2 separate regions of the Homo sapiens genome follow, and region 2 is linked to region 1. The links are chromatin loops, found by intact Hi-C in ENCODE. Cell type or tissue: PC-3. All regions are shown on one strand. Links, peaks and the distances in the headings refer to the core of each region. The heading gives the core; the rest is flanking DNA. Region 1 holds the start of KPNA7 (karyopherin subunit alpha 7). Region 2 overlaps SMURF1 (SMAD specific E3 ubiquitin protein ligase 1).

Region 1 (15,332 bases), core at 3,562-11,561:
TTGAGCTCAGGAGTTCAAGACCAGCCCGGCCAACATAGTGAGACCCTGTCTCTACAAAGAAATAAAAAATTAGCCAGGCATGGTGCTACTTGGGAGGCTGAGGTGGGAGGATCACTTGAGCCTGGGAGGCAGAGGCTGCAGTGAACTATGATCGTGCCACTGCACTCCAGCCTGGATGACAGAGCAAGACCGTGTATCAAATAATAATAAAAGGAAAAAATTTAAAAGGGTCATGGTGGCATTATATGGCAAGGTAGGAACACATTTGGGAATCATTGAGCCCATCATACTGTTGCCCCATCGCTAGGCAGTTCCTGCCTGTAAAAACTTTTGTACCTTTCTCTCTTCTCTTTGGCAGGCCCTTCCTGTTGCTGTGAAGACTCAATTCCTTCGTTCTCACTGATTTCCTTTAATTTTCAGTGGTCCTAGAAGCCGGACAGCTTCATTGTTGGAATAGGTTACTGTAAGAGTGATTTGGTTCCTGGGCCAGGCACGGTGGCTCATGCCTGTAATCCCAGCACTTTGGGAGGCCGAGGCAGGGGGATCATGAGGTCAGAAGATCGAGACCATCCTGGCCAACATGTTGAAACCCCATCTCTACCAAAATGCAAAAAAAAAAATTAGCCGGGCATGGTGGTACACACCATGGTAGGCTGAGGCAGGAGAATTGCTTGAACCCAGGAGGCAGAGGTTGCAGTGAGCCAAGATCACGCCATTGCACTCCAGCCTGGTGACAGAGCAAGACTCCATCTCAAAAAAAAAAAAAAAAAAAAAAAAAGTGATTTTGTTCCTGATGGTGGCCTAACCAGGCTGCTGTGACCCTGTGCTTCCCTCGTTCTCCTAATCAGGCTTCTGGATTCCCAAGGTGGAGCTAAACTTATACGATGCCAGTCAAGATACAGAGATGGGGGGCTGGGAGCAGTGGCTCATGCCAGTAATCCCAGCACTTTGGGAGGCCAAGACAGGCAGATCACTTGAGGCCAGGAGTTTGAGACCAGCCTGGCCAACATGGCAAAACCCTGTCTCCACTAAAAATACAAAAAATTAGCCAGGCGTAATTGTGCACACCTGTAATCCCAGCTACTTGGGAGGCTGAGGCAGGAGAATCGCTTGAACCTGGGAGGCAGAGGTTGCAGTGAGCCAAGATCACACTGCTGCACTCCAGCCTGGACTATGAAGCAAGTCTTCATCTCAAAAATAAAAAGATACAGAGATGGAGGACAGAGCTTGCAACACAAAACTATGTGACCAAAGAAGCCGAGTGAATGTTAGAATCCATATACACAGCACACACCCCCCGTCCCCAGCCCTTGGGCTCAACCTGGAAGCAAGAACAGCCTGGACTTCTCAGTTCCAAGTCCTATTTCTACAAGGCATGCCTGTTGGCCATACCTATATGCTAACGTTTTAGCTCCTTGGTAAGCCTCATTGACGTGAGCAGCTGTAAACACCTGTATACTGGCCCTTGAGGAAGCAATCCAGCTCCTCGGAGATAAATAGCAGCCTGGTTTTTTATTTTTTTCAGACGAAGTCTCACACTGTCGCCTGGATGGAGTGCAGTGGCACAATCTCGACTCACTGCAACCTCCACCTCCCAGGTTCAAGCAGTTCTCCTGCTTCAGCCTCCCAAGTAGCTGGGATTACAGGCCCCCGCCACCATGCACATCTAATTTTTTGTATTCTTAGTACAGACAGGGTTTCACCATGTTGGCCAGGCTGGTCTCGAACTCCTGACCTCAAGTGATCACTTTGGCCTCCCAAAGTGCTGGAATTACAGGTGTGAGCCATCATGCCCAGCCCAGCCTGGTTTTTTATTTGGTTTTGTTTTAGAGACAGGGTCTGGCTCTGTCACCCAGATTGGAGTGCAGTGGCACAATCACAGTTCACTGCAGCCTTGAACTCCTGGGCTCAAGCAATCCTCCTGCCTCAGCCACCAGAGTATCTGAGACTACAGGCACACACCACCACACCTGGCCGATTTTTTGTTTTTGTAGAGTTGGAGGTCTTGGTATGTTACCCAGGCTGGTCTAGAACTCCTATCTTCAAGCGATCCTCCCACCTTGGCCTCCCCCAAAGTACTGGGAACACAGGCATGAGCTACCATGCCCAGCTAAGCAGCCCTGTTTTATGGATGAAGAAACTGGGGTTCTGAAATTAAATAATTGCAAGATTCCACGGAAACTTTGATTTGATTCCACAGTTGTCTGGCTCCTAAGTCCACATGCTTTTGTCTTCTCCACCTTTAATATTTTATGATGAAAATAGCAAACATACAGAAAAGTTGGAAGGATAATTCAGGGAAACACCTAGTCATCTATCTAAAGAATCTTTTGCTATATTTGCCTTTTCAACCCATCTCTCCACCACCTCCCTGCCCCCCGCTATTTTTTTTTTGAGATGGAGTTTCTCTCTTGTCGCCCAGGCTGGAGTGCAGTGGCCTGATCTCAGCTCACTGCAACCTCTGCCTCCCAGGTTCAAGCAATTCTCCTGCCTCAGCCTCCCAAGTAGCTGGGATTACAAGTACAAGCCACCACACCCAGGTCATTTTTGTATTTTTAGTAGAGACGGGGTTACACCATGTTGGCCAGGATCGTCTTAACCTCCTGACCTTGTGATCTGCCCGTCTCAGCCTCTCAAAGTGTTGGGATTACAGGCATGAGCCACCGCGCCTGGTCTCTTCACCCCGCTTTTTATGCAGATTGCACTGGTCCCCAATAGAAGCAGGTGGGTGCTTCATACTCACAGACACATCTTTGCCTCGGTACTTAAATTTTCTCCGCCTCTCTTCTGGAGCATCTAAGGTCGGCATATTGACTGGAAGTAGTAAGTTACCTGCAGGTTGGACAGCAACAAAGAAATTTTCAGTGCCCATTGTGTGGGTTATTATGTCAGTATCATAAGGCTCTAACCCTTAAAGGGCTCACAGTGGAGCAAAGGGCAGACCCAGGAAGCTAGCTTTTTTTTTTTTTTTTTTTTTTTTTTTTTTTTTTTTTTTTGAGACAGAGTCTCGCTCTGTTGCCCAGACTTGAGTGCAGTGGGGGGATATCAGTTCACTGCAACCTCCGCCTCCCGGGTTCAAGTGGTTCTCCTGCCTCAGCCTCCCAGGTAGCTGGGACTATAGGCGCCTGCCACCACGCCCGGCTAATTTTTGTCTTTTTAGTAGAGACGGGGTTTCACCACGTTGGCCAGGCTGGTCTTGAACTCCTGACCTTGTGATCCGCCCACCTCGGCCTCCCAAAGTGCTGGGATTACAGGCATGAGCCACCGCTCCCAGCCAGCATTTTTTATTTTTTGGGACCAGAGAAGCTGAGTGAGAGTTAGAACCCATATACACAGCACAGACTCCCCGTCCCCAACCCTTGGGCTCAACCTGGCAGCAAGAACAACAGTCTGGACTTCTCAGCTCCATGTCCTATTTCTGCAAGACCTGCTTGTTGGCATCAGAGTCTCACTCTGTCACCCGGGCTGGAGTGCATTGGCACAATCACGGCTCACTGCAACCTTGACCTCCTGGACTCAAGTGATTCACCCACCTCAGCCTCTTGAGTAGCTGGGACTACAGGCATGAGCCACCACACATGACTCACTTTTTATTTATTTTATTTATTTATTTTTTGAGACAGAGTCTCACTCTGTCACCCAGGCTGGAGTGCGGTGGCGCAATCTTGGCTCACTGCAAGCTCCGCCTCCCGGGTTCACGCCATTCTCCTACCTCAGCCTCCCGAGTAGCTGGGACTACAGGCACCTGCCACCACGCTCAGCAAATTTTTTTGTATTTTTAGTAGAGACGGGGTTTCACCGTGTTAGCCAGGATGGTCTCTATCTCCTGACCTCGTGATCCACCCACCTCGGCCTCCCAAAGTGCTGGGATTACAGGCGTGAGCCACCGTGCCCGGCCACACCTGGCTTATTTTTGGTTTTGTTTGTTTTTGTAGAGTCGGCTTTTCACCACGTTGGCCAGGCTGGTCTTGAACTCCTGACCTTGTGATCCACCCACCTCAGCCTCCCAAAGTGCTGGGATTACAGGCATGAACCTGAAGTCAGCTTCTATAAGCATCACCACACCAGCTCAGTAGGCTGTGAACACTGTGGGAGCACCAAGACCACCAATGCTGGGCATAGCAGTAAAGGAAAGCTTTTAAAAGTGCTTTGGCTTCAACTGGGTCCTCAAATGAGGCAGATGGGCTGGTTGTCATATATAGAAGCCTTTCATGCCAGGTGCAGTGGCTCACACCTATAATCCCAGCACTTTGGAAGGCTGAGGCAGATGGATCACTTGAGGCCAGGAGTTCGAGATCAGCCTGGGCAACATGGGGAAACCCCATCTCTACTAGAAATACAAAAATTAGTCAGGCATGGTGGCGGACACCTATAATTCCAGCTATTTGGGAGGCTGAAGCAGGAGGATCACTTGAATCCGGGAGGCGGAGGTTGCAGTGAGCTGAGATTGCGCCACTGTACTCGAGCCTGGGCAACAGAGTAAGATTCCGTCTCAAAAAGAAAAAGAAAAGAAGGCTTTCACACGGTGTGTCTGAGGAGTTATAAATCAGGCATATGTACAGGGTGGTGAGGAGACCCGCCAAGGCTGCAACAGGAAAACCCCACACCCAATGCACCAGCACATGGGGTCAGGACAGTCTCAAGCACAAGTCACTGAGAATCCTTCAGTAGACTGCCTCCACCCCAGTCCAGACCACTATCACCTCTTACCCACACTACTGCAGTTGCCTTCCAGCTGGTCTCCCTGCTTCTCCCATTGCCTTATTCCAATCTGTTCTTTGCACAGAGTACATGTGATTGTGGATCACCTGAGGTCAGGAGTTCGAGACCAGCCAGACCAACATGGCGAAACCCTGTCTCTACTAAAAGTACAAAATTAGCCAGGCGTAGTGGCAGGCACCTGTAGTCCCAGCTACTCAGGAGGCTGAGACAGGAGAATCGCTTGAACCCAGGGGGCGGAGGTTGCCGTGAGCCAAGATCGCACCACTACACTCCAGCCTGGGCAACAGAGCGAGACTCCAACTCAAAAAAAAAAAAAAAAAAAAAAAAAAAAGAAAAAAATCTGATTAGTCAGGCACAGTGGCTCATGCCTGTAATCTCAACAACTTGAGAGGTTAAGGTGGAGACTTGCTTAAGGCCAGGTGTTCAAGACCAGCTTGGGCAACAAAGCAAGACCCCCGTCTCTACAAAAAATATAAAAATAAGCTGGGCATGGTGGCACATACCTGTAGTCCCAGCTACTTGAGGCTGAGGTGGGAGGATTTCTGGAGCCCAGGAAGTCAAGGCTGCAGTGAGCCACGATTGCACCACTGCACTCCAGCCTGGACAGCAGAGCCAGACCCTGTCTCCAAAACAAACAAACAAAAAAAAGAAAAAATCAAGGAGAATCTGATCTAACTCTCCTGCTTAAAAAAACTCTCCTGGCTACCCAATGAGTTTAGAAGAAAATTCACTTTCTGCACTGGCCCCAGCCCACTTCACCTCCAACAACTCTTTCCTTGATCATTGTGTTCTAGACCCCTGGGCTTCATTATCAAGTGTTCCAGGTTCATTGTACTCGGGCCTTTGAAGTAGCTGCTCTGCCCAGGATCTCTGCACACTTGGCTCCTCTTCATTCAGTCTCTGCTTAAACATCTCTGAAAGCCCTTTTAACTGTCTTCCCAGTCTTATTTTCTTCTCAGCTTTAACCACTGCCTGATATTTTCTTGTTTGTCCAACTTCCTCTCCTCCTACTCCCCATGGTAACAGTACTGTGTCTTAGGCAGGGATTTCTTACCTCTTTCACAACACATGACAAAGTAGGTACTCAAATATTTGTCAAGGGAGGGTACTGTGTGATACGAGACAGGGAGTTGGCCCTCAGTTAGAGGTGGTTATTCAAATCAGGCCAAGTTTGAACTTTTTTTAAATTGGAGGGAGTTTGCTTTTGTGTTTTTGTTTTGCTTTTGAGACAGTCTTGCTCCGTTGCCCAGGCTGGAGTGCAATAAATAGTGTAATCATGGCTTACTGCAGCCTCAACCTCTTGAGCTCAAGTGATCCTCCTGCCTCAGCCTCCTGAGCAGCTAGGACTACAGGCACAAGTCACCAAGGCTGGCTAATTTGTATTTTTTGTAGAGATGGGATCTCACTATGTTGCCCAGGCTGGTTTCAAACCCCTGGGCTAAAGCAATCCTCCCCCTCAGCCTCCCAAAGCATTGGGATTAGAGGCATGAGCCACTGCACCTGGCCCCAACTTTGAATGTTCACAAGGCAGCAGGGAATATTTCTTACAGGTATGTAATATTCATCTGTTTCTGACCATACGAGATGGTCCAGACTACATTATAGAAAAGAGAAAATTGGATAAAGAAAGTCAACTGACTCTTGTCTTCAGTGAATAGCAGCCAAGAATAGTTTTGGTAGAAAAGACTAATTCAGACATATCAATTTGAAAGGGGCAGTGCAGACAACTTGGAGATTTGCATCAGAGAATTTAGAGCTGGCTGGGCACAGTGGCTCATGCCTATAATCCCATCACTTTGGGAGGCCAAGACGGGTGGATCACCTGAGGTCAGGAGTTCGAGACCAACCTGGCCAACATGGCAAAACCCTGTCTCTACTAAAAATACAAAGATTAGCCAGGTGTGGTGGCACATGTGCCTGTAATCCCAACTACTTGAGAGGCCGAGGCAGGAGAATCGCTTGAATCTGGGAGGCAGAGGTTGCAGTGAGCCTAGATCAAGCCACTACACTCCAGCCTGGGCAACAGAGTGAGACTCTGTCTCAAAAAAAGTAATTTAGGGCCAAGACTGATGTTGTAAGAAGAGAGACAAGCTCTATGCAAGATCAGAACAAGGATCGAGTCTTGAGGATGCTCACATTAGGGCCTGAGAGAATGAAGAATTAGCAAAGAACCAGGACAAAGGAGGGAGTTGGAGATAGAACAACAGAGTTAGTATCAGAGGCACTGCTGGCAACAGTAGTCACTGCGCCAGGGACAAGTCCCTAAAATCAAGCTCCAGCCACCCACAGCAAGACAGGAGCTACAGGAGAGCATGTCAGCTGAGCCTCAGAGCAGAGGAAACCAACAGCCCACACCATCCCTCTGGGTTTCAGATCCTGGTGGCTCTGCCTGCTTTAAAGCATTAGTTTCCTCCACAGCCTGGGAAAGAATAGCCTATATACCTTGTCTGCAAATCTGATCCTGGGAAATGCAAATTAGTTCCTGGAATTGACCAATCTCTCCCACTCTCCGATCTCAAAGCCAGAGAGGTGGAGGGTGACACCTGGTTTAAACATTCACGAAGCTCTCAATCATTGTGAGTCATGTTGACCTCCTCCCCAACCAATGTGGACAAAGGGACCTCAGTGAATCCAGAGTCCTTTGGTTGCTGCCCAGGGAGCCCTCACACAAGTTGGCTTAAGACTATCTCAGGCTTTAGATTTCTTCAATACAACTTCAAGCTCGAGGTAGCTTTACTCCTAGCAACACATCAGAACTCAGTATACCTGGGAAGGGAAGAGAACAACATTGCAAGACAGCCTCAGCACTGGGAGATCAGGCTAGGAAACACTGGTGTCCGATCCACATGTGTCCTTTTTTTTTTTTTTTTTTTTTTTTTTTTGAGACAGAGTTTCATTCTTGTAGCCCAGGCTGGAGTGCAGTGGTGCGATCTCAGCTCACTGCAACCTCCACCTCTCGGTTCAAGCAATTCTCCTGCCTCAGCCTCCCACGTAGCTGGGATTACAGGCACCTGCCACCACGCCCAGCTAATTTTTGTATTTTTTTTCTTTTTTTGGTAGAGATGGGGTTTCATCATATTGCTGAGCTGGTCTCAAACTCCTGACCTCAGGTGGCCCACCCGCCTCGGTCCCCCAAAGTGCTGGGATTACAGGAGTGAGCCACCATGCATGGCTTACTTTTAAGTAATCTCAAATTCTGCCCCATAAGGAAGCGTTGCTTTTTAAGACTAAATTGGCCAGGCACAGTGGCTCACACCTATAGTCTCAACGCTTTGGGAGGCCAAGGCAGAAGCTTGAGGCAGGAGTTTGAGACCAGCCTCAGCAAAATGGTGAGACCCTATCTCTACCAAAAAAGATTAAAAAAATTAAAAATTAATCCGGCATCGTGATGGGCACCTATAGTCCCAGATACTCGGTGGGAGGATCGCCTGAGCCCCAGAAATCAAGGCTGCAGTGAGCCATGATTGTGCCACTGCACTCCAGCATGGGTGACAGAGACCCTGTCTCAAAAAGAAAAGAAAAAAAGAAAAGAAAAAATCATTGCTATTGATCACAGTATCCTTTTAACATCTTGAAAACTAGATTCCTAGTCACCAGAATAACCAATGTCAAGAGGATCATCAGTTGAACCAAAATTTGGGTTTAAATGAGATTCTATTTCTAGGTCTCCAAGAGTTGAGACATAGGGCATTTATAAGTCTGGAGTAGACAAGAATTATGGGCCTATTTAAGGAGCAATGGCCAAAAGGGATTTTTTTTTTTTTTTGAGACAGAGTCTCACTCTGTTGCCAGGCTGGAGTGCAGTGGGTCGATCCCAGCTCACTGCAACCTCCGCCTCCCGGGTTCAAGTGATTCTCCTGTCTCAGCCTCCCAAGTAGCTGGAACTAAAGGCTCACACCACCACACCCCCCAGCTAACTTTTGTATTTTTAGTAGAGACGGGGTTTTGCCATGTTGGCCAGGATGGTCTCAAACTCTTGACCTCATGATCCACCGTCTTGGCCTCCCAAAGTGCTAGGATTACATGTGTGAGCCACTGCACCTGGCCTTTTAAAAAAAAAAAAAAAAAAAAAAAAAAAGAGAGAGAGACAGAGTCTCATTGTTGCCCAGGCTGAAGTGCAGCGGAGCAATCATAACTCACTGCAGCCTTGACCTCCTGGGCTCAAATGATCCTCCCACCTCAGCTTCCTGAGTAGCTGGGACCACAGGAACAAGCTACCACACTTCACTAATTTTTTAAATTTTTTGTAGAGATGGGGTCTTACTCTGTCACCCAGGTTGGGGTGCAGTGATACAATCATAGCTCACTGCAGCCTCAAACTACTGGGCTCAAGCAATCCTCTCACCTCAGCCCCCCAAGTAGCTGGGACTACAGATATGCACCACCATACTCAGCTAATGTTTTCATTTTTCAGAGATGCGGTCTTGCTGTGTTGCCCACGCTGTTCTTGAACTCCTGACCTCAAGTGATCCTCCTGCCTCCACCTCTCAAATCACTGGAATTATGCACATGAGCCACTGCACCTGGCCCAAAACATTTATTATGTGCCCAGAATTTTAGACATTTAGGATTAAATGAAGTTTCATCTAATACTAAGGTAAAAATATCCCCATTTTGCAGGTGAAGGAGCCATCTCAGACATCATTTCCCAAAGTTCCCATAACTGTGAAGTATCAGAACCAGGACATCAGATTTGACTCCTGCGTCCAAGCTTTGCAGCCAATAATCTGTAACAAGGTCTAATTAGGAAAGCATGAGATCACCACCATGGCCAGTGCAGTGGCTCACACCTGTAATCCCAGCACCTTGGGAGGCCAAGGTGGGCAGATCCTCTGAGGTCAGGAGTTTGAGATCATCCTTGGCCAATGTGGCAAAACCCCGTCTCTACTAAAAATATACAAAAAAAAAAAAAAATTAGCCAGGGATGGTGGCATGTGCCTGTAGTCCAAGCTACTTGGGAGGCTGAGGCAGGAGAATCACTTGAAACTGGGAGGCAGAGGTTACAGTGAGCTGAGATCGCACCACTGCACTCCAGTCTGGGTGACAGAGCAAGACCCTATCTCAAAAAAAAACAAAAAACAAAAACAAAAACAAAAAAACTAGCCAGTTGTGGTGGTGTGCACCTGTAGTCCCAGCTACTTGGGAGGCTGAGGAGGGAGAATCGCTTGAGCCCAGGAGGTGGAGGCTGCAGTGAGCAGAGATCACGCCACTGCAATCCAGCCTGGATAACAAAGAGAGACCCTGTTTCAAAGGAAAGAGGGGAGGGGAGGTAGGGAAGGGGAGGGGAGGTAGGGGAGGGGAGGGGAGGTAGGGGAGGGGAGGGGAGGTAGGGGAGGGGAGGGGAGGTAGGGGAGGGGAGGGGAGGTAGGGGAGGGGAGGGGAGGGAGGGAAGGCAGGCCACCACTATGGGTGGCACTTAACACATGGGGTGAGATGTTAGAAAGGAGGAAAGCCCATTTCATGCAACAGAAACAATAGAGGCCACTTCTGAAATACCTGCTCTAGCTGCCACCTTGTTGCTACGCTTCACATGTTGCCAATGGCACAATTATCTCAGTTAATGAGACTGAGCATGCATGAGGAAGAGGCCAGTTTGGTACAAGGGGCTGCAATCCTGCCTCTGGGAAAACCCAAGACAGCACTCAGCTCTAAGACCATTGCCAAGGGAACTGCTCATCCTTCTGCCACAACCTGGAAGCCATGGCTATTAGAAACTCGGCGCGGTGGCTCATGCCTGTAATTCCAGCACTTTGGGAGGCTGAGGTGGGTGGATCACAAGGTCAGGAGTTCGAGACCAGCTTGGTCAACATGGTGAAACCCCGTCTCTACTAAAAATACAAAAATTAGCTGGGCGTGGTGGTGGGCGCCTGTAATCTCAGCTACTCGGGAGGCTGAGGCACTGGAATCGCTTGAACCCGGGAGGCAGAGGTTGCAGTGAGCTGAGATGGTGCCACTGCACTCCAGCCTGGGCAACAGAGCGAGACTGTCTCAAAAAAAAAAAAAAAAAAAAAAAAAAAGGCATTTGCCACCTTCCTTCAAACCAAATATCACAGGAAATGGCTTGAAGCCGAGAAAGCTCAGCTGCAGATGAGACAGGGTCCTCCCCACTCCTTGAGGTATCTTTAGGGAGAGGGTTGAAGGTTATAGAGCTAGCAGATCACTTCGTGTAGGGACATTCTGCAAACCCAGCGGCAGAGCAGATCCCTGTTGCTTCTCCAGGCTTCTCTGGTCACAGCTCGGATTCCGCTTCTTTCCCTTCACATGGCTGTTGGCAGCGACCAGGAGAGCTGGGTGCCCTGTCGTTCTTTACTTAAGAAAGTGTTGACAGCCAGGCAGAGGCTCATGCCCGTAATCCCAGCAGTTTGGGAGGATTATTTGAGACCAGGAGTTCAAGACTTGGGGCAACACAGTGAGACCCCATCTCTACAAATAAATGAAAAAAATATATAGCCAGGTGGTTGCTGTACAACTGCAGTCCCAGCTACTCAGGAGGCTAAGGCAGGAGGATCACTTGAGCCCAGTAGGTTGAGGCTGCAGCAGCGAGTTATGATTGCACCACTACGCTCCAGCCTAGGCAAGAGATCCCTTCTCTAATTAAAAAAAAAAAAAAAAGAAAAGCACTGAGTTATACACAGTCCAAGTCAGTACCCTGCCCCTTTTTGTTTTGAGATAGGTCTTACTCCCACCATCCAGGCTGGAGTGCAGTGGCACAATCACAGCTCACTACAGCCTCGACTTTCTGGGCTCAGATGACCTCTCACCTCAGCCTCCCAAAGGAGCTGGGGCTACAGGCACACACCACCACACCCAGCTAAGTTTTTTGCATTTTAGAAAGACAGGTGTCTTGCTACATTGCCCAGGCTTGTCTCGAAGTCCTGGGCTCAAGTGATCCTCCCACTTCAGCCTCCCAAAGTGCTTGGATTACAGATATGAGCCACTGCACCTGGCCCAAGTCAGTACCTTTGTTCATTGGTTCTTCAAGTTTGAGATCCCAAGAAAGCCGAACTAGTGATTAAGACAAATGTCATCCACCTAGGGGTTTTATTTATCCCTGGGGTCTCAGGCCAGCTCAGCTGCTCCCTATACACTGTAAGACCCCTGCCCTGTGTGACAGGTACCAGAGGCCCTGCCAAGGAACCCTACCATGCCCAAGGTCCCCTAGGCTCCCAAGCTTCTTACCAACACCCTCTTTTTTTTTGTGAGATGGAGTCTGGCTCTGTCGCCCAGGCTAGAATGCAGTGGCGTGATCTCAGCTCACTGCAACCTCCACCTTCCAGATTCAAGCAATTCTCCTGCCTCAGCCCCCTGAGTAGCTGGGATTACGGGCATGCGCCACCATGCCTAGCTAATTTTTGTATTTTTAGTGAAGACAGGGTTTCACCATGTTGGCCAGGCTGGTCTCGAACTCCTGACCTCAGGTGATCCGCCCGCCTTGGCCTCCCAAAGTGCTGGGATTACAGGCATGAGCCACCATGCCCAGCCACCTCTTACCCTTTCAATCCTTCTGAGTAAGGGACCATTATGGACTTCCAGGTCTTATTAACGGTATTGAGTCGCTTCCTCTGGTTGGGGCATTTCAGGCCATTTTTGAGCTTTCTATACTTTTCTAGATCTAGCTGAGTTTTTCCTGTGAGCAACTTTCATGAACTGAGAACCATTTTAAATTAAGACATGTCATCATCCAAGAGTTGGCTTCTACAAAATAGCATTTTTTGGATTTCAAAGTAACACATAGTGAGGGCTTAAAGGATATAAATACTTCAGAAATATATTGAACGTTAGCTTCCAATAACCCCACTCCTCCACCAAGTTAACCTTTAAAAACTCACCACCCTCTGTGTGCCCAGCCCGGCTGCAGCTGCACAGGCACTGACATGGTAATTCGAGGAGGGGATCTTGAACATGCCATTTTGTGACATGTGTTTCTTTCATCTGTACCTTGGACATCATTTGATATCTGTATGTTCAGATCTGCATCACTACCAGCCAGTTCTTCAAAGTAGGGTTTGTTTAAGCTAAAAACACATGTTGGATTCGAGCTAGCGAGTCAATGAGACTTATCTGCCAGGAAGGAGGGGTTCAGGGATCCCAGCAGCCTCTGCCTCAATGCCCCAAGATGCATTGGTCCACAAGCTGAGGCTAGCTGGGGTTGGGGGTGGAGAGGGAAGGTAAAGTGTCCAGGGACAGGAGAGGACAGCCAGGGAGGAGAAAAGGCCCAGGAACGGGGACTCCACCTTGCCTTTTTTTTTTTTTTTTTTTTTTTTTTTTTGAGACAGAGTCTTGCTCTGTCACCCAGGCTGGAGTGTAGTGGTGCTATCTCGGCTCACTGCAGCCTCCGCCTCCTGGGTTGAAGCAATTCTCCTCCCTCAGCCTCCCAAATAGCTGGGATTACAGTCACACACCACCACACCCAGCTAATTTTTGTATTTTTACTAGAGACAGAGTTTCATCATGTTGGCCAGACTGGTCTGGAACTCCTGGCCTCAAGCAACCCACGCACCTCGGCCTCCCAAAGTGCTGGGATTACAGGCGTGAGCCTCCATGCCCGGCCCCACCTCGCCACTCTTTAGCTTTCTGAGGGGCTTTACCAACATGAATGAGACGCACCTGGGGATTCCAGACTTCAGTTTCAATGCTGAGAAAGAGGGGCCAGAGGGGCTGCAGGCCATGCCCAGGTTGAAGTGATCTCGGCTCACTGCAGCCTCAAACTCCCTGGCTCAGGCAATCCTCCTGCCTCAGCCTCCCGAGTAGCCAGGACCACAGGCATGCACCATCACACCTGGCTAATTTTTTTATTTTTTGGTAGAGACTGGGCCTCGCTATGTTGCCTACTCTGGTCTCAAGTGATCCTCTCCCTTCAGCCTCCTGAGTAGCTAGGACTACAGGTGCACACTGCCATACCTGGCTGATTTTTTCAAATTTTTTTTTCTTTTTTTTGTAGAAACAGGGTCTTTGTTGCCCAGGCTGGTCTCAAACTCCTGTTCACAAGAAGGAGGCAAGAGACCAGGCCCTCTACCTGTGAAAGATATAAAAGCAAGCTTCCTGAGAGGGGGCTGAATCGGGAACAAGTCCCACAGGTGACAACATCCCGGGGAGTACTTCAGGAAGGAGGGGCACATGGCAAGGCCGAGGACATGGGAGTCACAGCCCACTATGTGGTTAGACTCACTCCAGACACCCCGCAAGCCCGCGTCTGGGCTCTGCAGAGTAAACAGACCCCTGCACCTACCACTTCCTCCTTATCCACCCTCAAAAACAAGCCAAAGACGACCTAGCACAGTGTCTCTAAAGACACTGGCTGATTTCAACAGAGACAACAGCCTAGGCCTTCTCCAAGCTGCCCCCATGGGCAGGCAGATCTGCTTCAGAAAGGGCCCCCAGAGGCACCTCCGTGGTGGAGAGCAAGGACACAGCAGCCTCCTCAGGGCCCCCAAACAGCTGCCTGGCTCATTACCCGTACAAGAGCAAGATATCTGATCAGCCAATACCCAGACAGAAGGACTCAGCCACGTCTGGAGCCGGGGCTCGTGCACACATTCGCACTTTCTCACACAGGGACAAGCCACCAACCACTCACCTGGCCAGGAGCCGCAGCCTCCAGCCCCTTGGTCAGCCTTAAATGCCCTCAGCTGATGGCAGGTGTTTCGCAGCCCTTGGCCCCACCTCACAGGGCTGATTCTACCCCCACGCCGATGGTTCTTATGCGTGAACGCAGATTGGAATCACTTGGGGAGTTTTGAGCCCGCCCCGGGCAAGAGGCTGATTGAGTTGGTCAGGGAGGCTGAGGGGCGAGGCCCGGGTCTCCCAGGTGAGTCTCATGTTCAGAACCTTCAGCCTCTGCAGCTGTAGCATTTTGAGGCCCTTGAGTAAACCATCAAAAGGTGAAGTGGGGTGAGGGTTGAGGGGAATTCCTTCTAGGGAAGGGTTTGCATTCTGGACGTTTAAGGCTCCTAGGATCTAGCTAGGTTGAGTGGCCTCTTCCTAAACTTGCACAGAAGGCTTAAAAGCTGCTGTTGAATTAATTAGCGTTTACTCCCAAGGCAGGCAATAAGATTTGATGGAGGTGAGAATAGATCTGCTTCATACTGGAATGAAAATAAGAACATTTCAGGTATTGATTCTGCAAATATTTAGACTGCCTACTCTAATCTTCATGTGCCACGCCCTGACAAAGCAGCAGTGAATGAATGACCTGGTCCCTGCCCTCCCAGCAAAGTGGAAACCAGACGGCAATTGTAGTCTGGTGCAGTGGCTCACGCCTGTAATCCCAACACTTTGGGAAACCAAGGCAGGAGGATTGCTTGAGCCCAGGAGTTTGAGACCAGCCTGGGCAATGTAGTGAGACCCCGTCTCTACAAAAAAAAAAAAAAATTAATTAGCTGAGAGGGCCGGGCACAGTGGCTCACACCTGTAATCCCAGCACTTTGGGAGGCTGAGGCGGGATGATCACTTGAGGCCAGGAGTTCAAAACCAGCCTGGACAACGTGGCAAAACCCCATCTCTACTAAAAATACAAAAGTTTGAGATCAGACTGGCCAACATAGTGAAACTCCATCTCTACTAAAAATACAAAATTAGCCGGGAGCGGTGGTGAACGCCTGTAGTCCCAG
Region 2 (15,332 bases), core at 4,273-12,272, 88 kb before region 1:
TCACTGGTGAGCTTTACCATAAACATTTTTTTTTTTAAATTAACAAAACCCCTTCATAAATTCTTCCAAAAATAAAAGAAGAGGAGCCATTTCCTAACTCATTCTGTGAGGCCAGTATCACCCAGATACCAAAGTCAGACAAAGATGTTACAGACCAATATCCTTTATGAGTACAGATGCAAATAATCCTCAACGAAATATGCACAAATTTAACATAGAGCATATTAAAAGGATTATACACCATGATCAAGGGATTTATCCCAGGAATGCAAGGGTTCAACATACAAAAATCAATCAATGTAATATGCCATGTTAATCGAATAAAGGGGGAAAACCACAATATCATCCAAATTGATGCAGAACATTTTTTTTGACAGATTCCAACATTCATGATAAAAATATCAACATCCTTGGAATAGAAACTCCCTCAACTAGATAAGGGACATCTATGAAAAACCCACTGCTTAACATCATATTTACTGGTGAAAGACCAAATGGCTTCCCCACTAATAACAGGAACAAGACTAGACTGCAATTGCCAAATAAGGTATCTGGATTGGAATGGAAGAAGTAAAACTATCTCTATTGAAAAATGACATAATCTTATATATAGAAAACCCTAAAGAATCCACACAAAAGCTGTTAGTGCTAATGAATAAGCTCTGCAGAACTGCAAAATACAAGATCAACATACTAAAATCAGCTGTATTTCAATATACCAGCAATGACAATCCAAAAATGAAATTCAGAAGAGAATTCCATCTACATTAGCATCAAAGAGAATAAAATACTTAGAAATAAACTTAACCAAAAAAATACAAGACTCATACACTGAAAATTACATTATTGAAAGAAACTGAAGACTTAGACATCCTGTGTTCACAGACTTAATAATATGAAGACATAATATTAGATGACAATATTCCTAAAATTAACCTACAGATTCAAAGCAATTTCTATCAAAGCCCCAAGTGCCTTTTTTATAGAAATGGATATGCTCATCCTAAAATTCATATAAAACTACAGGGGAGCCCAAATAGCAAAAACGATCTGGAAAAAGAACAAAGCTGGGGGACTCACACTTCCTATTTTAAAACTTACTACAAAGCAATAGTAATCAAAACAGTGTGGTACTGGCATAAGGAGAGACATTATAGATCAACAGGATACAATTGAGAGTCCAGAAATAAAGCCATATATTTACAGTCAATTTTTTTTTTCAAGAGGGTGCCAATACCATTCAATGGGGGAAAAGTCTTTTTCAACAGTCTTTTCAACAAATGGTGCAGGAACAACTGGATATCCACTAGCAAAAGGATAAATCTGGACCCCCCTATGTCACACTATATATAAAGATTAATTCAGAATAGAACAAAGATCTAAATTTAAGAGCTAAAATACTAAAACTCTTAGAATAAAACATAGAGGTAAATTAGTTATGACTTTGGATTAGGTAATGATTTCTTCAATATGATACCAAAAGCACAAACAACGCTTTTTTTGGTTTTGTTTTTGTTTTTGAGACAGAGTCTCACTCTGTCGCCCAGGCTTCAGTACGATAGCATGATCTCAGCTCACTGCAACCTCCGCCTCCTGGGTTCAAGCGATTCTCCTGTCTCAGCCTCCAGAGTAGCTGGGATTACAGGCGCCCACCACCACACTTGGCTAATTTTTTTGTATTTTTAGTAGAGACGGGGTTTCACCATGTTGGCCAGGCTGGTCTCAAACTCCTGACCTCAGGTGATCCACCCACCTCGGCCTCCCAAAGTGCTGGGATTACAGGCGTGAGCCACTGCACCCGGCCACAACAAAATTTAAAAATAAAGAACTCCATCATTTAAAACTTTTATGCAGCAAAGAACACTGTTAAGAAAGTAAAAAGATAACCCATAAAATGGGAGAAAATATTTGGAAATCATATATCTGATGAGTCTAATATCAAGAATATATATGCTGAGCGTGGTGGCTCACGCCTGTAATCCCAGCACTTTGGGAGGCCAAGGCAGGCGGACCACCTGAGGTCAGGAGTTCAAGACCAGCCTGACCAACATGCTGAAACCTGTCTCTACTAAAAATACAAAAATTATTGGACATTTCTCTAAGGAAGATATACAAATAATGGATAAATAGTGGACATTTCTCTAAGGAAGATATACAAGTAGCCAATAAGCACATGAAAATACGCTCATCCTCATTAGTCATTAGGGAAATGCAAATCAAAACCACAATAAGATACTACTTCCTACCCTTTAGGATGCCTGTAATAATAACTAAACAGCAAAAAACAAAACGATGATGGAAAATAACAAGTGTAAACTAGGATGTGGAGAAACTGAAACCCTTGAACACCACTGATGGGATGGTAAAATGATGCAGTGACTGGAAAACGGTTTGGCAGTCCCTCAAAATTTAAATACAGAATTCCATATGACCCAGCATTTCCATTCTTAGGTACATATCCAAGAATAAAAACATATGCATATGTTCACACAAAAACTTGCCCACAAATGTTCATAGCAGCATGATTCCCAATAGCCAAGAAGCAGAAACAATCCAAATGTCAATCAATTAAAAGAATGTGGTCTATCCATGCAATCAAATATTACTTAGCAAGAAAAAGGAATGAAGTATTGATACAAGTTACGACAGGATTGAACCTTGAAAACGTTATGCCAAGTGAAAGAAACCAACACAAAAGGCCACATACATATGATTTCATTTTCATGAAACATGTAGAACAGGCAAATTCATAGGGACAGAAGCAGATTAGTAGTTGTAAAGCCTAGGGTTGGGGGAACAGAAAGTGACTGCTAAATGAGTATTGGGTTTCTTTTGGGGGTGATGAAAATGTTCTAGAGTTAGATAGTGGTGATGGTTGTACAACACTGGGAATGTACTAAGAGCCACTTAATTATACACGTAAATTTTATGTTGCAAGAATTTTACCTCAACTTTTTTTTAAAGACAGCTCTATATTATACTGATATGGGAGGATCTCTAAGATAGTTCCTATTTATTTCTGCATTGTTATTTTTAGACAGGGTCTTGCCCTGTACCCAGGCTGCAGTACGTGATGCAATGACAGCTCACTGCAGCCTCAACCTTCTGGGCTCAAGCGATCGTCCCATCTCAGCCTCCTGAGAAGCTAACATGCCAATTTTTTTTTTTTTTTTTTTTTTTTTTTTTTTTTTTTTTTTTAGAGACAGGGTCTCGCTATTTTGCCCAGCCTGGTCTTGAATTCCTGATCTCCAGGATATATTGAGGAAAAAAGCAAAGTAAAGAACAGTGTATAGTGTGCTTCTTCTTAAAGGGGGATGGGGAGGTAGAGAAAGAATATATGTACAAGTATTTTTATCTAGCGTATCTTTGCTAAAATATACAAGGAATTGTTACCAGTGGATTGCCTCTGGGGAAGAGAACTTGAAGGCAAAGGCCAGGCGTGAAGAGATTTCCTTTCCAAATAAGCCATCTTGTACAGTTTAAATATTACACTGTGTATATATCACCTTCCCTCCCCACAAAGAAATTAACCTTTTAGAAAGAGTAAATATGTAAATAAAGGGGCCATTATATAATGAAAATATGCTCACAGGAAGGTTGTTGACCCATGCCAGGAGAAAGAAAACACTGGGAATGAGATTCTAGAAGTGTTTATCTAACAGTGACAGATATTGGAGTAATTTTAAAAAATATAATTAGGCATTTCCCAAATACAAGATTATATAAACAGTACAATGCATCATAATAGAAGCTGGAAGGCTGTGTATGTGACAACAGCCTGCTCAATGATAAGCTCCAATCCTCAGGACCCATGGCTCTCCAGGGACAGGAAAACCTGGGCAGCTTCCTCCTCTCACTTCAGATCTCCCCAGTTGGGGGCCTTTGGGCACTGACAGGTAAGGGGGTTCTCTATATTGAAAGGAGCTTTCAAACACCATTTCTATGATTCAAGGAGAAAGAGAGATTGTATAAAATACTCATGGTTATAGTCCAACACCCCATTTTCAACTCTTTTGTCTTGACTCTGAAGATCTTCCAACTGTCCCTAAAAATTTGATGTATTGGTTTAACTCATGGTGATACGGTTTGGATATGTGTCCTCTCCAAATCTCATACTGAAATGTGACCTCCAGTGCTGGAGATGGGGCTTACTGGGAGATATTGGGTCATGGGCACAGACCCCTCATGAATGGGTTGGTGCCATCCCCATGGTAATGAGTCAGTTCTTGCCCTGGTAGTTCCCATGAGATCTGGTTGTTTAAGGAGCCTGGCACCTCACCCCTTCCCTCACCATGTGATGCCTGCTCTCTGTCTTCCGCTATGATTGGAAACTTCCTGAGGCCTCCCCAGAAGCTAAGCAGATGCCAACACCATGCTTTGTGTACAGCCTGCAGGACCGTGAGCCAATCAAACCTCTTTTCTTTGTAAATTACTCAGTCTCAGGTATTTCTTTATAGTAATGCAGGAATGAACTAACAAGTATGGCTTCAAAGTCTCCAGGTACACTTACAGGCATCAGACAAAAAGATGTCCTATCATTGTCTATTACTACCTACAGTCTCCAACACAACCTAAACAAAGCAACTTGTTTCACCCACACTCCCTCAGAGTCGTGATTGTTTTCCACTTCCATCAGATTACCACCAAATCCTCTCTCCTGAGTTTTAAATTCATGACAGAAGCTGCTACTGATTCTGTCTACAATGGCAGAATCTCCCAAAGAAGCCGAGAGTGAGAGCCAGTCCTTCCTGCCCTGTCTTCTTTATTTCTAGAGCTGAAAAAAAAAAAAAACAAACCTGGAAGCCCCACTCAGCAGCAGCTTTTGCAGTCTGTGGCTTAATTTAAGGAAGTATTCCACGAAACCTCTGAAGAGAATCTAAATTTAGATTAAAGTCTTTCACCATCAATGGCAGCTTCTCAGCTAGGGAACCCACATGCAGAGCAGTGTAGTGGGAAAGGGAGAAAAAAAAAAAAACAACTTTAAAATACAGATAAATGTGTCATCATTGAGGGAAGTGAAGCTGGCATTATTTAGCCCAAAAAGATTTGTTTTTTTTTTTTCCCCAACATCTTAATTCTTGATAAAGGGGTGGTATACAAAAACTTTTAGGGAAAGAAACAGTGAAATAAGGAAGATGGATTTTCTTTACAAGATTTCTATTAAGAGAGCAAATAAGCTATTCTGTATAACAGGATGTCTGTAACGATAAAATCGGGCATCAAGATATTGAAATTAACACTGTCTCCAACAGAGTTCTCTAACACTGAGTCAGATGGGAGAGGAAAACCATCTACTTACCAGTTCTGTTTCCCCAACACCCTGCTCTTCCCAAATATGTCAATTTAGACCTTGAATTCTGAGATGGTAAGAGTCAAAGCAAAAAAAAAAAAAAAAAAAAAATAGTGTGAGTTGAGATTAATGACAATTAACAGGGAAATAATGCTATTTTCTATGCATTTTTCTAACCTTGAAGAGTAAAGCTGATCCATTTAAAAGCTAATCTTACCCAATGTTCCATTCCCAAAATAAAATTAAGATATTGTATATAATTTCTAAATTAACACTTAGCAGACCTATCCTCTCTCTCCTCCAAAACAACACCTAGTTTGCAAGCCATATCTATAGACAGATTTCAGCAGATAACTGTGTAAAAGAAAAGAGAGTGATATTTTCTCTGTTCTTTAACACTCGCATCCTCCTCTTCTCCCCGCCCCCAGTCAGCTGGGAAACACTCCCAGATCCTTCCCAAGCTTAGTTTGGAAGTAAAGCTCAGCTTTGATAAACACTCAGCCCAGGAAATGCTTTGGATCGTAGACCACTTAGAATAGTTAGCTTGTCCTTTCCCAAGAGGTCTCTTTTCAAACTCGGTTTGATAGGCGATTTGGCGGTTTTTAAATTTTCACTAAAACCTCTTGGCGCATTGCTGAGAGATAAAATCATAGCAGTCTGGAAACTGTACACATGGTGTAGGGATGCACCACACCCAAGACAAGCTCCTCAAACTCCAGGGGAAAACCATTGTTCCAACGAGCTGCCAACAGGACTCTCTGCAGGAACCAGGGAGCGGCGAGGGGAACAGTCTCCACTGCGCATCACCTTCACTGCGCCATCTTGGTAGCTGCTTGATATAGTCAGCAACAAACGATGCTGGACCCAAGGAAAAGACTACAAGAACCTGTTTTTAGCATTTTGAAATGTTAGGCCGGGCAGGTGGCTCACGCCTGTAATCCCAGCACTTTGGGAGGCTGAGGCTGGTGGATCATCTGAGGTCAAGAGTTCGAGGCCAGCCTGGGCAACATGGTGAAACCCCATCTCTACTAAAAATACAAAATTATCTGGGCATGGTGGCGCATGCCTGTGATCCCAGTTACTCAGGAGGCTGAGGCAGGAGAATCGCTTGAACCCGGGAGGCAGAGGTTGCAGTAAGCCGAGATCGGGCCACCGCACTCCAGCCTGGGCAATAGAGTGAGACTCTGTCTCAAAAAAAAAAAAGAAGAAGAAGAAGAAAAAAAAAGGCCGGGCGCAGTGGCTCACACCTGTAATCTCAGCACTTTGGGAGGCCAAGGCAGGTGGATCACCCAAGGTCAGGAGTTCAAGACCAGCCTGGCCAACATGATGAAACCTCATCTCTACTAAAAAATACAAAATTAGCCAGGTGTGGTGGCGGGCGCCTGTAATCCCAGCTACTTGGGAGGCTGAGGCAGAAGAATTGCTTGAACCTGGGAGGCAGATGTTGCAGTGAGTCAAGATGGCACCATTGCACTCCAGCCTGGGTGACAGAGCGAGATTCCGTGTCAAAAAAAAAAAAAAAAAAAAGTAGTGTCCTTGACCGCACTACTAAAAGGCTCACTCCATAGCACTGACATCAACCATGCCACAGGGCTTTTTTCTTTCTTTCTTTTTTTTTTTTTTTTTTTTTTTTACATAATTAAAATTTCACATCACTTCTCTGTGTCTTTTGGACAACCACTGGTGTTGCACTTGGGAACTGTTCAAAATATCTCGAAGATCAAATAATTGTCTATAGTAGCAAATCCTCTCAACTTGGTTCATGAGTTCAAAGGCTAATGAAGCAGAATCCCAAACGCTGCCTCAAAGTGACAGGCAGGTTCATGAAACTGAACAGAATGTGAAGCCAAGTTCTTTCACCGAGAGAAAATGGTGGCAAGGCCTGAGGACAGAGCCAAACAGAAACACAGGACAGGGCTAGCGTAAACCGAGAATTCCCAAACTTCCGGAATTCACTGAAACTTTTATTTATTTTTTTTTTAGTAAAACTGCAAGAGTGACCTTTCAAAAATATATATGCAATACATAATAATAAGGCAAAGTTTGCTCTGATTTTTAGTAAATAGCCAGTAGCAGTGTAAGCCAAGTTATAAATGGCAATAAAAAAATAAATATTATGGCCAGGGCGTGGTGGCTTACGCCTGTAATTCCAGCACTTTGGGAGGCTGAGAGGATCACTAGAGACCAGGAGTTCGAGACCAGCCTGGGCAACATTGTGAGACCCTGTCTCTATAAAAAATTAAACAATTAGCCGGGCATGGTAGTGCACACCTGTAGTCCCAGCTACTCAGGAGGCCAACGTGGGAGGATCTGCTTGAGCCCAGGAGGTTGAGGCTATAGTGAGCTATGATTGCACCGCTGCACTCTAGCCTGGGTGACAGAGAGAGACTCTGCCTCAAATATTTCAAAATAGATAGATAGATAAATATTAGGTTGGTAAGAGGGGATGGGAATGTGGGGAGAACAAATATTATTTTCCATTTTATATGGTTACTCATCTGTATCATAATAAAGCTTGCATCACTTCCCCTCCATGCCACAGCCCTTGAACTGATCACTTTCTGAGAACGTTGGCTAAACATGAGAGCTCCTAACTGAATGATATAGTAAGAGTTTAATCTAGAGACAAAAAGGAAAAGAACTAGATTTAGAAACAATCTTTACTCCAACTTACAAAGTAAGAAGCCAAATATCTTCCCAAAGCAGTTCAACTTTAGTCCACTTGCAAAATACTCTCAGTGCAGCCTTAGGCAAGTCAGCCCCTAACATGTGCTGGGCAACAGCTGGGTGCCAGGTTACTTCACTTGTTCCTTGCAACAACAACCTGATGGGGTAGGTCTTGTCTGAGGCTTAAAGATGAAGCACATGATTTGGCCAAGGCTACTGGTATGTGGTGGAACTGGGTTGGCTGACTCCATTGCATCTCACCGTCTCAAAAATAGGGACAAGAATACGACCTATCTTGTGAGTTTATCAAGAGGAGGAAATACAACTCATGAAAAGTGCTTGGCCTCATTGCTGCCTGGCAAATAGTAAAGAGCTTCAATAATTGACAAATAGCTTTATTATTATTGTCCAAAGTCACCCCACTAGCAAGCAGCAGAGCTGTACTGGAAATCCAGGTTGGCAGCAGTCTTAAACCCACACTCCAAGTGGTGGTCACCTTAGAATAGTAAGGTATAGCTTACCAGCCTCGCCCAGTTTCCATTTAAAAAGGCCAAAGGGCAGAAGGGGCACTCCAAAGTCCCAATACTGAAGCTTTAATGCTAGCACTTGGCAGAATCTCATTCTAGAATACTTTTGGAGAGACTCCAAGCTTTGGGCATGAAGGCTGCACAGCTCTAGCAAAAGTGATCCAACGGCAGGGAAGGGAAAACGGGACAGGCGCTTCTACAGAATCTGCCTCTCTACCTGAACAGTTCCCTTCTGTGCACTTTAGGTTTGACCTACTTTGCCCACAAAAAGGTTTTAAGCAGTATCTGACTGTAAATGGAAGTAGGTCCAGTGTCAAAAAGGAAAAAAAAAAAAGTCACTACACAAATACTAACTTACCATTGACTGGAGGAGCCACAGTTGGGATCCAACTAGTACTTCTAAGAAGGTTTTAAGAAAGCATGTTACAATAAAGCAGCAAGATACTAAAGCAAGGACATCCAGGGCAGGGCCAACTAAACTTCCCTCTGAATGCCACTGCGCTTTATCAAGACATCCGTCATCATACAAAAATTTAACTTACTTACAGACACTTCTCACCTACTTGGAGTGGTTTTTCAAGGGCCAAATAGAAACCTGACATTAACTTAGTAACCATGTACAGAATGGATAAACAGTATTTACTTCCTCTGGTCTCTACCCTGTTTATTATATCCAGTACTCCACTTGCCAGACAACCTAGAGCATAGTAGTTATTCAATAAAAATTTTCATTCATTCATTCATTCATTCATTCATTCATTCATTCGAGACAGGGTCTTACTCTGTTGTCCAGGCTGGAGTTCAGAAGCACCATCATGGCTCACTGCAGCCTCAAACTCCTGGGTTCAAGAGATCCTCCTGCCTCAGCCTCCCAAGTAGCTGGAACTACAAGCATGCACCACCATGCCTGGCTAATTTTTTGTTTTTGTTTTTTTAAAAGATGGGAGGTTCTCACTATGTTGCCCCAGCTGGTCTTGAGCTCCTGGGTTCAAGCCATCCTCCCACCTTGGCCTCCCACAGTGCTGGGATTACAGGCATGAGCCACTGTGCCCAGCCAATAAATGTTTCTGTTTTTGTTTTTGTTTTAAAGAACCTTTGTAAAGCACTTAGTCTAAACTTTGGGCCCAATAAAGGAGTGCTTATGAAACATCCTAGAAAGACTATCATCCAGCATTTGTGTAAACACAGTAACACACTTTGTGAATGGGGCCTAATCTATTCCCTCATTAGGTGTCGCTCTGTGTCACCAGGTTCCTTCCCAAGTAGCACAACAGCAGTCATCATCACAGCTCACATTACCTATACACTTACCCGTGCACCCTGCTGGCACTTTCCACGGCTAGAAGGTGGCAAAGCCAGGACTGGAACCCAGGCCACTTGCCTCCAGCACCTGGCCCTTAGTTACCATGCTACTCCAGTCCCTGGATCCCATGCTATCCTCAGGGCATGAAAGGAAAAGTCCCTACTTTCTACCCAGCAGGCCTATAAAATTACAATTTATCATCTCATTTCCTGATCCAATCTCCCCGACAACTCACGACTTCTACAGAAGCCAAGTGTCCTCTCTTCCCTCTACCTGCCTGGCACCTCTTCTGTCCGTCTGACCTGCAAAGCAGCCAGACTCATGTCCACTCTGTCTTCGCTTATGCTATTACCACATGGTCTCTCAGCCCACCCAGATCTTTCTAGAGCCAGTTCACATTTGGCCTCCCCAGCAACTAGACTCAGGGGCGCTTTGTATTGTTACTTAACTGTTTCTAGCGAATGTACCATTTCCCTATGGCTGTTAAGTTTCTGGTAGAGACAGTCTTTTTCAATACTCCTCTCTATTGACTGTAGTATTCAATGAGAACAGCGAGCATGTATGGCGTTGGTATTTATCTTCCTTTAGAATGACGAGAAAATTAATATCAAATTCTAATGCAAAAATTATAAGCCTTAATATTAAAGAATCAAGCCTCATTTCAAATAATAAAGTACTTATTTCTTCTTTATACTTTTCAATAAGCATATATTCCTTTTTTTTTTTTTTTAATTATGGGCTGGGCTGGGTGCAGTGGTTCACGCCTGTAATCCCAGCACTTTGGTTGGCTGAGGCAGGCGGATCACGAGGTCAGATGTTCGAGACCAGCCTGGCCAACATGGTGAAACCCTGTCTCTATTAAAAATGTAAAGATCAGCCGGGCGTGGTGGCATGTGCCTGTAGTCCCAGCTACTCGGAGGTTGAGGCAGGAGAATTGCTTGAACCCAGGAGATGGAGGTTGCAGTGAGCTGAGATTGCGCCATTGCACTCCAGCCTGGGCGACAGAGCGAGACGCCATCTCAGAAAAATAAATTTAAAAAAATTAAAAAGTTTAATTAGAAATTATGTATACAGATATTTGCGTGGCAACACATTGGGATAAGATGCATTGATCTGATATTTGTATATTTAAAGTTATTATTCTTTAATTAGATGCTTTTTTGTTCTTAAGCATTTGATCATCTGAACTGGGTTCATTCAAAGTGTTATGAATTTCACAGCTATTAAAAAGAAATCAGCTATATCAAGAGGAGCTGTGTGATGTAGAAACAAATTAACATAACAGAAGTTTATTTCTTGCTCAACTACGTGTTCAGCATAGGTTGGGTCTGAGCAGGGGCCGGGGGGAAGGGCCAGCTTCGGCTTCACGTAATCACTCAGGGATCTAGGCTGATAGAGGCTCCACCACATGACACACAGCTTCTGTGGCAGAGCTGGAGGTTCCTAGTGCTTCAGCCCCGAAGTGGGACAACTCACTTCTCACAGTTTGCTAGCCAGAAGTAGTTACATGGTCCCACCTAACTGCAAGGTCACACGGGAACGTTGACGAGCACAGGGATAGTCATTGCATAGTGAATGTTCCTGCCACGCAGGCAGATCAGGAGGTAAGGAAACAGAGAAATCCCTGATCCGTATGTGCAAAAAGCAAGTATACAACAATGCACACACAATGCTCCCATCTGTGTTAAAAGAAAAAGAGGGAGGGAGTGAGAAAAGGAAGAGGCATTTTAAAAAAATCTCTGGAAGAACACAAGAATACCATGGTAAGAAAAGCTCGGCCGGGCCTGGTGGCTCACGGCTGTAATCCTAGCAGTTTGGAAGGCCGAGATGGGAGGATCACTTGAGGCCAGGAGTTCAAAACCAGCCTGGTCAACATAGCAAGACCCCATCTCTAAAAAAAATTTAAAATAAAATTAAAAAAAAGAACAGCTCTTTCTCTGGAGGCAAGCTGGTTAACAAGGGACAGAGGGGAAAGGAGGCATATTTTTCACAATCACCCTTTTATACCATATGTATGTATTATCTACTTAGAAATACTAACTAAAATAATGTTTAGGCTTTGAGACATGCACTTCAAATTAACAAGTTGGGTTTTTTTCCTGAATAAAGTCCAATTTATTCTAGTATGAGAAACACCAAATCCTTGACTCATACTGCTTGAAATGAAACACTGGGAGTAACTGTGACAAAATCATATCCTTTTGTCAAGTCTTGCTGAGAGATCGTGGACTGGCTTGCGTCTATTCTAAATATAAACAACGCTACTACATAGGCGATACGAAATGTACTTAAATCGATAAACTGTCTCCTTTTGAGAATAATTTTACTTTTATTTCAATTCAGGTTCCATTTTCTAAACCAAAACTCCTTTTCTAAAATAAAAAGGTACTTTTTGTACTGTTCAGATGAACCCTATGCAAAATACAGTAAATAAACCCTCTGGGGTTTCCAAAAAAAAATAATATCGCTGTTTCAGAATGCATTAAGATATGGAATGTACCAGGGTACAGTCTTTTACAAAATTATACTCAACACCCTCAAATAATACTTAAATACATCACATGCCAGATGTGCCAGGAGATAGCCTCTGGGGCTTATGACAAGATGACCGAATGGCTCATCTGTTCTCATGTGGTTGTCTTAAAAGCAGAATCCTGCTGACATTTGGCTGATGAGGTTAAGCCATGAATGACGCAGTCAGTAAACAGGTCAAGTCCCCAAAACGGCTTCCGTAATTCATTTCAATATTAATATCAAAAAGCAAGCCTTTACAAAAAAAACAGGCTTATAATAAATATCCCATTCATAACATTCTAAATACCAGGCTCCTAAGGGAAATGGCATTCTCACAAGGCTATATGCTATCCTTGCAGGTTTTACTTCTAAATTTATGCTAAGCGTATTACATAGCAACTTTTTACTCTACAAGTTGGTCCTTAAATAGCCTGTGACTATCATTCAAGCTCTATAATACCCTGTCCACATTTAAATTTTAGTGGAAAATCAACTACCACGCATTGCTTTCAAATATCAATATTGTACTTTCTAAACTGAATGTGCTGGGTGTATCAAAGGTGTTTACCTAAGCAGGCTTTCTGCCAATAGTTCGTGCTACTCTAAGAGGTTACCGGCACTACCATTTAACCTGCCTTTACCTCCCAAACAGGTTTATTCAAGCAATAGCAACGATGTCCAAAAACATGTCTCATATTTTTTCTAAATCACTGAAGAAAAGTAAATAACCGAAGTTGCCAAGCCAATCTTAGGTGTTATATAATCCATTATTTAAGCCTACAGAATAAATGAGTGATTATTAAATTTCTAGTGTTGCAACACGAGGCCAAATTCAATGTTAAGTTTAGAACAAAAACAAAATTGAAAAGAAACTTTAGATCATACTCTATTATGTTTAAACCAAGACAGATGGTGTATATTTATGAGTATGCAAACAATTCCCAGGACTTCCAAGTCAGAGGCAGCCCTAAAACCATATATCATTGATTTCAAGACACATTTTTTCATATGTTTTGAAATCTTCAAATGAATCACATTTTGCAATATAATTACCTGTGTTTCTTTTTACGTAGTACATAAAACAATGGTATGACTTGCAAGCGGTCATCTTAGATTCATTGAAATAAGACCATGTTACTATTAGCTAACACATATTGAACACATTATGTACCAGACAGTGCATGTGGATTATTTCATTTACTACCCACAACAACACTGAAGTGATTCCAGTTATTTCCCCATTTTTACGTTATGTTATTATTTTAAGATGGTCTCACCCTGTCACCCAGGCTAGAGTGCAGTGGCACAATCACAGCTCATTGTAGCCTCAACCTCTTGAGCTCAAACAATTCTCCCACCTCAGCTCCCAAGTAGCTGGGACTACAGGTGTGCACCACTATGCCCAGCTAATTTTTTTCTATTTTTGTATAGATAGGGTCTTGCTGTGTTGCCCCAGCTGGTCTCAAACTCCTGGGCTCAAGTGATCCTTCCACCTCAACCTCCCCAAATATTGGGATTACGGGTGTGAGCCACTGTACCCAGCCTTCCCCCATTTTTATAGCTAAGGAAACTAAGAAATGATGTCATTTGTGTAAAGGCACAGGCTGGCTCCAGCCGAGCCCTTCATCATTCCACCTTGCTGATTCCACAAACGGAAGAGCTTGGCGGTCTGTGGGATTCAACCATTCCTGGAACACAGGTTCGAACTTCAGCGAAGCATCTTACAAAAACTTTTTTTCTTTTTAAGAATATAGAAGTGAAAATACAGAGCCCCAGATATCAAGAACAGACATTAATTCAAAGAATTTATTATAGGGTAGGGCTGATAATCAACTATCCTATAAAAATCATATTATTGCATAAAAACTAAATTATTTTTCTTTCTACACATCCTGAATTCAATTTACAGATAATCAGCATGTATTTCTCTCTCTTAAAACTGCTCTGTTATCTCTAGAGAAATAATTTAAGAATGTATTCCTATAATCTGTACCTGAATTTTGTTTAAAAATACTCCCAAATAGGCTGGGCATAGTGGCTCACACCTGTAATCCCAGCACTTTGGGAGGCTGAGGCGGGCCAATCAGCTGAGGTCAAGAGTTCAAGGCCAGCCTGGCCAACATGGTGAAACCTATCTCTACTAAAAATACAAAAAATTAGCCAGGCGCAGTGGCACATGCCTGTAGTTCCAGCTACTTGGGAGGCTGAGGCAGGAGAATCACTTGAACCCAGAAGGCAGAGATTGCAGTGAGCTAAGATCACACCACTGCACTCCAGCCTGGGTGACAAAAGTGAAACTCCGTCTCCAAAAAGAAAAACAAAAAGTCCCAAATAACATTATACAACAATCCAGGAACATTCTGCAATACAAATTGACAACAAAATTTATGGGGCTAAGTTCACATATAAAGGTACCACTCCTAACCCTTGGTCAAAAATTCTTGGCACTTTTACCAAATCTTTTGCTTCATACTACCACAAAGAAGGTATACTTCTTTTTCAGAAGTGCATTAAATGGTAGCTGTACCTTCCTTTTACTCAGCATAATGAAGCTAACATTATAAATTTTAAAAGAAAACAATCGGTATCATCTAGTTATTTATTGATTGCCCACCTGGCATCCATATTCCTGTTCCCCCAAACAACCCAAGTCTGTATTGTGGGTGGGACTAACCCCCTGATTAGATTCAAAGATGGAACCTAATTGTCCAACGAGCACATCCCATCATCCCAGCCACAGCGGTTGGTTCAGCAATGAACACTTGACCCAAATTAGGCCAATGAGACAAGAGGATTCAACTCCAGGCCTTCTACCCCAGGACTGAGCTGTTGAAGAAGCAGACTTTTAACTTTTCTGCTGGATTTAAAGCTGCAAGCAAACAGCCATGGAGCTTTTGAGCACAAGGGGAAGAGATGGTCATGAATAGTGCTGAGGTCAAAACACTGAGATATAGAGAGAAACCAGGTCCTTGCTTTGCCATTGGAATGACTTGGGCTTTTCAGTGAAGTCACTAAAATTCTCTCTATTGAG

The links. Peaks named below come from ENCODE experiments on the same cell type or tissue, not always from the same donor. Only the 100,000 strongest peaks of a DNase experiment are listed, where the experiment ranks them.
Region 2: a loop joins it to region 1, with 5 times the contacts of the local background. A loop is called at or near these places in 2 of 110 quality-filtered maps.

What each region holds. Positions count from the first base shown.
Region 1 is chr7:99,204,658-99,219,989 of GRCh38, forward strand. It overlaps KPNA7 (karyopherin subunit alpha 7), which reads right to left and starts at 3,458. Exons shown (of 11, transcript NM_001145715.3): 1 at 3,371-3,458; 2 at 2,744-2,832. The coding sequence starts at 2,809. RefSeq lists a silencer at 8,629-8,923 and an enhancer at 8,629-8,923. In PC-3, for the core only: no CTCF peak of the experiment used is centred there; DNase peaks (open chromatin) are centred at 5,804 and 7,254; H3K4me3 peaks cover 643 bases; H3K27ac peaks cover 4,784 bases.
Region 2 is chr7:99,115,847-99,131,178 of GRCh38, forward strand. The region is part of intron 1 of SMURF1 (SMAD specific E3 ubiquitin protein ligase 1); the gene reads right to left. Among named protein-coding and RNA genes, the nearest start is that of SMURF1, 21 kb to the right of the region's middle. In PC-3, for the core only: no CTCF peak of the experiment used is centred there; DNase peaks (open chromatin) are centred at 7,805 and 9,005; H3K4me3 peaks cover 1,175 bases; H3K27ac peaks cover 3,419 bases.